Linked DNA regions of Homo sapiens: region 2 is linked to region 1. The links are chromatin loops, found by intact Hi-C in ENCODE. Cell type or tissue: OCI-LY7. All regions are shown on one strand. Region 1 overlaps EXOC4 (exocyst complex component 4). Region 2 has its middle 5.0 kb from the start of LRGUK.

Region 1 (4,000 bases):
ATGGGGATTTGTGCCTTTGGGGGGTGTCTGGAGTGGAATGACATACAATAGGATAAAATTAACCATAGGCAAATACATCCTGAGAGTCAGCAGAGAAAATCAGGCATTGTAGGAGAGAATAGCAATTTTTTTTTTACGTGGCCCTTTCCATACAAAAAGACTAATACTGAGGCTGCTCCACAATGTGGCTCTCCTAAGTCTACATATAAAGAAAAAAGGCCTTTGAGGGGAAAAATATAGAGAGCATTTGCATTCATTTTTTAGGACGAAAAAGTATCTGATTTGAAAAAACCTCTCAGAAAGGGCTACATTATGAGAGGAAGGTCTTCAGGCAAGTTTAATGCCTCTATTTAAATGCTAATGCTAACCTATAGCTTTGGACCACACAAAAACTAAAGTTTTTCAAAGGCCATAAAGTCAATTTAAAATGAAACCTTAATTTCTTTAAGAAAAGATATTTTATTTCTGAAGAGCCAGCTAACACACATAATTTCATAAGAGCAGTACCAATTTGATCACACCAGTGAGGAGGTAGGCGTGTTAATGGCAGAGGCTGGCCAGCATCCAGTGTGCAGGGGCTGCCTTTGTCACAATTAGGAGTCCTCCTCAAAACATCTGCCTTTGGAGCGCAACATTTGCCCCCAGTTGTCCCTGACGGGGGTTAATGCTCCCCCTACAGCCCGCCCCACTCCCCTGAACTGTTTTTTGTAATGACCTGTGCTGAGAGCTTGCTGGTGTTTAGAAGGACAGCTGGGGACAAAAGCGAGGAGAAAATGCAAAGGCATGGGAGTCCCTGGGTTCAGAAGAAGAGGCCATGGGTCCTGAGTGCTTGGTGCTGCTTTGTTTTCCCTGGGAACCAACATTAACGAACGCAGGTAACTGAGGCCTGGAGTACTGGGGAAAGGTCTCCCGGGCTCAGGGGACCACGTACTTACTACCTGTATTAATAGATAACACAAGGAAACAAACTCAGAAAAAAAAAAAAATCAAATAAAATTAGGAAATGCCTGTGGTGAGGGCCATGACTTAGGAGGGGACCATCTGAGCCGTCTTTTTTTGTTTTTTTTTTTAAGACATAGTCTTACTCTGTCGTCCTGGCTAGAATGCAGTGGTACGATCTTGGCTCACTGCAACCTCTGCCTCCCAGGTTCAAGCGATTCTCCTGCCTCAGCCTCCCAGGTAGCTGGGACTACCCACGCCTGACTAATTTTTGTATTTTTATTAGAGACGGGGTTTCACCATGTTGGCCAGGCTGGTCTCGAACTCCTGGCCTCAAGCGATCCGCCTGTCTCAGCCTCCCAACGTGGTGGGATTATAGGCATGAGCCATTGTGCCCGGCCCTGAGGTGGTTTTAACATTCTGTATTTTTATAGGAGTGATGGTTATAAGGGTGTATTCTCTTTGTCAAGAGGAATCAAGCTGTGTACTTAAGATCTGTGCAGTTTACTGTGTGTATGCCATACTTCGATATAAACACTTTAGCTTCCTTCTCCCCACCCCTACAGAAAAAGGAAATGAAAAAGAGAGCAGGCTGTAGGCCAGGTGTTGGGATGTGTACCTGAGTATATTTTTAACTGTCTCATACCCTGTTATTAAGACAAGTGCTAATTTTATAAATCTTGAAAATATTATGCTAATTGAAACAAGCTAGCCGCAAAAGACTAAATATTGTGTAATTTCACTTCTATGATCTATCCAGAAGAGGCAAACCCACAGAGACAGAAAGTAGATGTATGGTTGCCAGGGGTAGCGTTTGGGGGAAATGAGGAGTGACTGCTAATGGATATGGGGTTTCCTTTCGGGGTGATGAAAATGTTCCAAAACTAGCTGGTGATGATGGCTGTACAACGCTGTGACTATACTAAGAACCAATGAATTGCATACGTTAAAAGGGTTAATGTTTATGGTATGTAAATTATATCTTGATAAAGCTGTTATAAAAATGCAAATCCTATAAACTGGAACCCTGACTTCTTAACTATACAGAAGACATCTGTCCGCAGCCAATACTGTTGTGAGGATTGATCCATTAATTGAGATGTTTGCTGCAGTTCCATGTTCTCCTGTGATAAGTGCACAGAAGATTCTGTAAGCTGACAGATATGGCAACATCTTCACCAGCTCACATTTTCACTAAGTGCCCCAGAAATGTATTAAAGTCATGTCTCAGGGCTCTACGCTTTTGTAAGTTAACTGACCCCCAGCATCTTTGTACTAAATGCCTTTGAACTTTCTCCATCCCTACATACTGTTCTCAAGAAACATTGATAACAACTAGTAATGAGTAACCCTTACGAGAAATATAGGTTAGAATTGGGAACAACTCTACGTATGATAGAAATATAATTCAGCCAAAGATTCACTAATGATTCTATTAATGTTTATTATTAAGGAGGACCATAATTATATGGAACAATTAGCATTTAACACTTACTATATACCAGGTCCTTTCACATACACCTGATTTAGTCCTCACAACCTGAGGCTCCAAAGGCAAAACACCTGCCTAAGGTCACCTGGCTAGTTAACAATAACACCAGTATTGAATTCTTTTATACTTTCAGGGTTAAAGTTTGACTACATAGCAATACACTATCATACCCTACCTCCCACACATCATTCCAGGAAAACTGCTGAGTTAGGCTGTGAGAAAATAGTTCAAATCAGAAAATGCTTGGGGAGACAAAAATGTTGACTCATCAAGAGACTCACTGAAATCATATTTGTGAAAGCCCTATGTCGATTGTAAAGTGCTATGTGAATATAAGTGTCTGGCAAGAACATATTAACAGCATTGGATCGGGGGAGCTGGAAACTGAGGTGCAGATGACTGCTCCAAGTGTGCACATTGTGCTAACGTGTGCTACATTAAAGCGAAGGAGGAGATGCCTTGCATTGTCTGCTCTTTCACAGAGTGGACCTTCAGATCTTTATGCGTGGTAATGGATGACTGCTCAGTTGAGTTGACGCTGTTCTAGACAGCAAGGTGGTGACCAGGATGGCCTGTGATCTCAGCAGATACAGATGTCAAAGAAAATACATGCTGATTCCTAGTAGAAAAAGTAGACACTGTTCAAACAGCAGCAAAAATAGCCTGGAAACCTGAACCTAGTTTTTTACAAATCCTGCAGAAGACGGTGGTAGGCAGGACGCAGCAGAGGTTCCATTTCCCTCACACTTGCTACCTTCAGAATTAGTCTCCTAATTTCTAGTGCTTTCAAAAATCTCATGACCTTCCACATGTGCTTCACCTGTTTCAGTGGGGATGTCAGTGAGCGGGATGTGGCCTTATTGATTACTTCCCTGTGGCTCAGAGGAAGGGCTGCTCTCATGACCTGGATATTGGTGGAGAAAACAAAATGGGAGGAAGGTGGTGACAAGGACTCTTTTGAGCAAACTCTACACAGGCTCCTTTGAGCTCTTCTCCACTAGGCTTCACCCAGTGGCAAGGTGGATTAGTTGAGATTATCCATGAGTCAGAAATAGAGTTAGGGTTCAACCCACTCTGCCTGGACTCCAAACTGCTGATCCAGTTCCTAGACCATGCTCCATCACCGATCAGGCCAGGGCTACAAACCAAGGTTATTTTAAAGGCCCCACTTCCAATTAGCACAACTGTGTTGGAGCTGTAGAGGCTGTGTTGGGGAATGAGGGAAAAGATGAGGAAGAATCAAGTAAGCCTCAGCCTGTCCTTCTCTACACAGAGACTGCCCTGGCCAATCTCCTGCCTCCTCTCTTTACACTTCCTTCTCAACAACTACCCTACATTCACAGCTGCATGAGAGAACAAACTTGCCACCTCCAAACCTCCCCCGAAACCATTGCACTCCTCAATGTGCCCCTAATAGTTTACACCCAAGAAATGTCAGAGTCTACGGTGATGCTGGGAGGTGTCACACATTCCTAGGGACCAGGAAGAAACTGCTATCCCTGGAGGACCCTGAATGCACCAAACCAGGTGGCTGTGGGTGTCCCTCCCTTTCCAGATTTATACTTCTGT
Region 2 (4,000 bases), 77 kb before region 1:
GTCTTTTTGTGATAGCCCTGGATCCTTGCCACCTTGGGTGAGAGGAAGGAGAAAGTAGAGGAGTGACATGATGATACTCTCAGAGTGCCTTTTTTGAGAGGGCATCCAGGATAGGCTGTCCTGGAGGGAGAACCAAAGGGGTAAAGAGCTTAAGTCAGAAAGAGGGTGCTGACTCCAGCTTCAGCTTCATGGTATCTTTGTGTTGGTGTTATTATTAACTCTTACTTACCTCAAACTCTTCTGTGTGCAACTGAGTTGTTCTCCCAGTCTGGAGCCAGCACCTAACCTCATTCAGAATGGAAAGAAGAGGCCAGGTGCACCTTCTGTTGCCTATATTTGGAAAGAATGCCTTTCCAGGAGTGTGGACCTTGGGCAAGGCAAAGAATGTGTGTCCCCTTCCCCTGTACATACTTACACCCCTTTTGTGCAAGGACAAACAGTGCTTCTCAGACAAGTTGAGATGGCAGCACTTCAAACTCACCGTGATTTTTTATGGAACACTGTAATTTTTACAGAACACCTTGAAATGAAGAGAGAAGATAGACAATAGAAGGCACCATTAGTATTAACATAATAATAACAATTAAAACACAACCATATTAATATTTATGAGTAATTGCTAAGTGCCAGACAACTAAGTGCTTTACATATATAAACTCAATCCCTATAGGTACCCTACAAGTTACAGATTAATATTATTATTCCCATATTATAGATGAGGAAGGATAGGCATAGAGAGGTCATGTAACCCTTCAATCCACTGTGTCAAACAGTGACAAAGCTAGGACTCAGATACAAAGTCTGGTTTCCCAGCCTACATCCTTAATCAAAACACTGTGCTTCTACTCAACTGCTTCAGTAAAACTTTATGGAGGAGAACCTTAAATTTGAGATAATTTGATGAATTAACATTATCCTTTGATGGTTTCTTATCCCTTTCTAGGAAGAAGAAAAGAAAGCTTATTATCTCATAAAAGCCTAATGGGTATATAGACATTAAGCAAACAATTACACTAATAATCATGTCGTTTTATTTGTCATATGGGCTAAGGAGGGAAAACCTAGGAGCCATGAGAATTTCACCTGTAGCCCTGACCCAGTACCATGGAGAGGGGCCCTTTAAAATGTTAGACAAACACTTTGAGCCTCATGATTATAAAGTTGGGAAAAGCCAACAACAGATGAGGAATGCATGTGTTACCTTTGCAGGAATCAGCTACATTCAGATTATAATTGTCATAAGTAATTGGGCTAATAAGATCCGATAAAGTCTAGGCAGAAGTTGACTGAGCCAAATAATATCCATCCTAGCAGATATCAAAGGTGCTTTGTAGGTTGCCCCACTAATAGATAACCCAGATCAGATACTGGTGTTGAGATCAAAGATAAAAATTGCAGTCCAGGAAAAGATAATCTTAAAAGCTCAGAGACTAAGGCAAAAAAAGTTAAGCCAATGAAGAATTGTTGCAAAGGAATTGCAAGCATCACGTTGTGAATAAAATCTGAACACAGGACTAGATAAGGATTACTGAGAATTTCTAGCTCAGATTATCTTAGCAGACAGAAAACTGGATATCATCAGGGAAGTCACAAAGACTTAAGATCAAAATGATTAAAATGATGACCAGAAGGGACTGTGTGAAATCTTTTGGGGATGAAGATATGAGGACTTGAGAATGTTACCCTAGGACAGTCAGGAGATCAAAGAAGACGAGGAGAAATTCAGGAAGAAATAATCACAGGAGGTGGTAAAAGGTACAAGTGCTTGAGAGACACAAGTTTTAATAACTAAAGGGTCCCAGTGGCACTGAATAATAAAAACAGGAAGAAGAGCAAATAGAAGACAGTTACATGAAAGGTTCAAGAAATCCTGCCACAGTGCATACACTTCAAAAATAGCAACACAATCTAGTTAAGAACAAGTGTGGAACAGTGCTGCTTTATGGAAAAGCAAGTCATGCAGGCTCTGATATAAAGCACAGGTAACACCCAAGTCATCATTATCAGCAACTGGTTATACAACCTATAAGGCCCTACTACACAGAGAGGGCTGTTTCAGGCACTGGGGATACAGAAAAAGTTAAAGTTGTAGTCTCTTTATTCAAGGGATTTGCATTATTGTTGGAGCAGCAGGACACCTACATCAAACATATTAAGTTAAAAGTATACAAGAGGAGATAGGTTCTGCCTGATTGGTCTGGAGTTGTGTTACAGGTCTTCAGGGAGGAACTGAATTGGAGGCAGCAGTGGCATCACTTTCCCCTTACCACTGTTGGCAGACGGGGCTCAATCCTGGACTCAGATAATGCAATGCTCGAGCCAGTCCAGGGGAGTTAAGAGAAAAATCTCAGTTGGGGTCAAATCTGTCCCAAGAGAGAGTTGCTAAAGAGCTTTAGGGAAGAGGTAAGACTTGAGTGAGACCCTGAAAGAGGAGAAGGAAGTGGGCACTCTGGGAAGGGGAAGTGGTAGAGATAAAGGGGAGGAGGCTGGCTGTGCTGTGCTGTAGGAAGTCTCTGGGAAGTCTGTCCTAGTTTGCAAACACAAACAGCTTTGAGTAGCCTTGGTATTTCTGTATTAATAATATAGAAATAAACTCTGCTCACAGCAAGTCGGAAGAAGGAGGAGGGTATTGCCTTCCTGTAAGAAAAGGGACATGAGTGAGGAAAAGGAGGAAATTGTGTCAAATGTCTAAGCAGAATCTAGAGATGAGAGTTAAAACAAAGGAAGAAAAGATGGGCACAGGTAGAGGTCCTGACAACAGTGAGCGGAAGGCAGGAGCCTTATAACTCCTGGTCTTACGTGACATCTATTACACACAGATGATGCTCTCCCATGAGGTTAATAGGAGGTTCTGTTTTCTGTGATCTACTGTACCTTTTAGGCACCTTACAGAACTTTTATTTATACCTTGTATCCAAACTTCCTCAGTTACTTTTCTCCCACAAGGATATCCCTCTTTCTTGCCAAAAATCTCCTGCACATAGTGGTGTGCTTTATAAACATGGATGACTGCTCACAAAGTTATCTTTATGGTGATTATGCCAAATGCATCTGCTACTTGGTTCCTCCTAAGTGAAATGACATCTGTGCAGATAAGTGCTTGGAATGAAATGATCAGGATGCTTGTCTCAGAGAGGAGTGCTGAGACTCTGAAGCCTCCAAAGAATTAAAAAGACACAAACTAGCATTCAGAGGGGCTAACAGGACTCATTTAGAGTCAGACCTGAGATCTAATCCAAACCAGCCCGAATGCCTACCTTCCAAGGTTACAGGAAAAGTTAAAGGAGATGAGTGTAAAGTTGGCTGATTCAGTGTGCTAGATTGCAAACACAGCTACCAATTCTTCCCATCCCTGCATGCACAACCCTTGCAAAGTGACTTTTGTAGCTCCTCCAAGTTAAGAGGTGGAGTCTATTTCTCTACCCCTTGAATCTGGGCTTGACCGTGAAACTTGCTTTGGCCAAAAGAACAGTAGCGAATGTGGTACAAATGCTTGGCCATTGGCTGCTCGTTCTTGTTGCTCTTGGGAATGCTGGGACCACCCTGTGAAGAAGCTTAGGCTAGCCTGCGGGATAACAAGAGATGCTGGGACCAGCTTCCCTTATGGGCCTGGCTAACCACATCCCATTGCCAGACATGAGAATGAAGCCAGCCCGGATTATTTGGTACCAGCTGCCTTGCCAAATGATTTATGAGGGAGCACAGTAAAAATCAGTTGAGATGACTCAGGCCAGAAGAACTGCTCAGGCAACCCCACGAATCATAAGCCAAATCAATGGCTATTTTAAGCCACTAATGTTTGGGATAGTTTGAAAGGCAGTAAAAATTAACTTATACATATGGTATCTGGATGTCTATAGGATGTGAGATGCCTACAGTCTCACTCAATGGTTAGTAAAAGACTTTATTTTCTGACTCTCACTGAAGTGATTAGTTTCATATTAGTCTTTGCTACTGTAAGTACTATCTTCCATAATAAACAAATCTTTGCTGCTATAAG

What was found. A loop is a pair of places that touch in the nucleus more often than their neighbours do. Peaks named below come from ENCODE experiments on the same cell type or tissue, not always from the same donor. Only the 100,000 strongest peaks of a DNase experiment are listed, where the experiment ranks them.
Region 2: a loop joins it to region 1, with 1.9 times the contacts of the local background. A loop is called at or near these places in 3 of 110 quality-filtered maps.

Annotation. Positions count from the first base shown.
Region 1 is chr7:134,043,540-134,047,539 of GRCh38, reverse strand. The region is part of intron 17 of EXOC4 (exocyst complex component 4); the gene reads right to left. Among named protein-coding and RNA genes, the nearest start is that of LRGUK, 82 kb to the left of the region's middle. In OCI-LY7, a CTCF peak has its summit at 714; a DNase peak (open chromatin) is centred at 1,629; H3K4me3 peaks cover 1,527 bases; H3K27ac peaks cover 3,088 bases.
Region 2 is chr7:134,120,296-134,124,295 of GRCh38, reverse strand. No RefSeq gene overlaps it. Among named protein-coding and RNA genes, the nearest start is that of LRGUK, 5.0 kb to the left of the region's middle. In OCI-LY7, no CTCF peak of the experiment used is centred here; no DNase peak of the experiment used is centred here.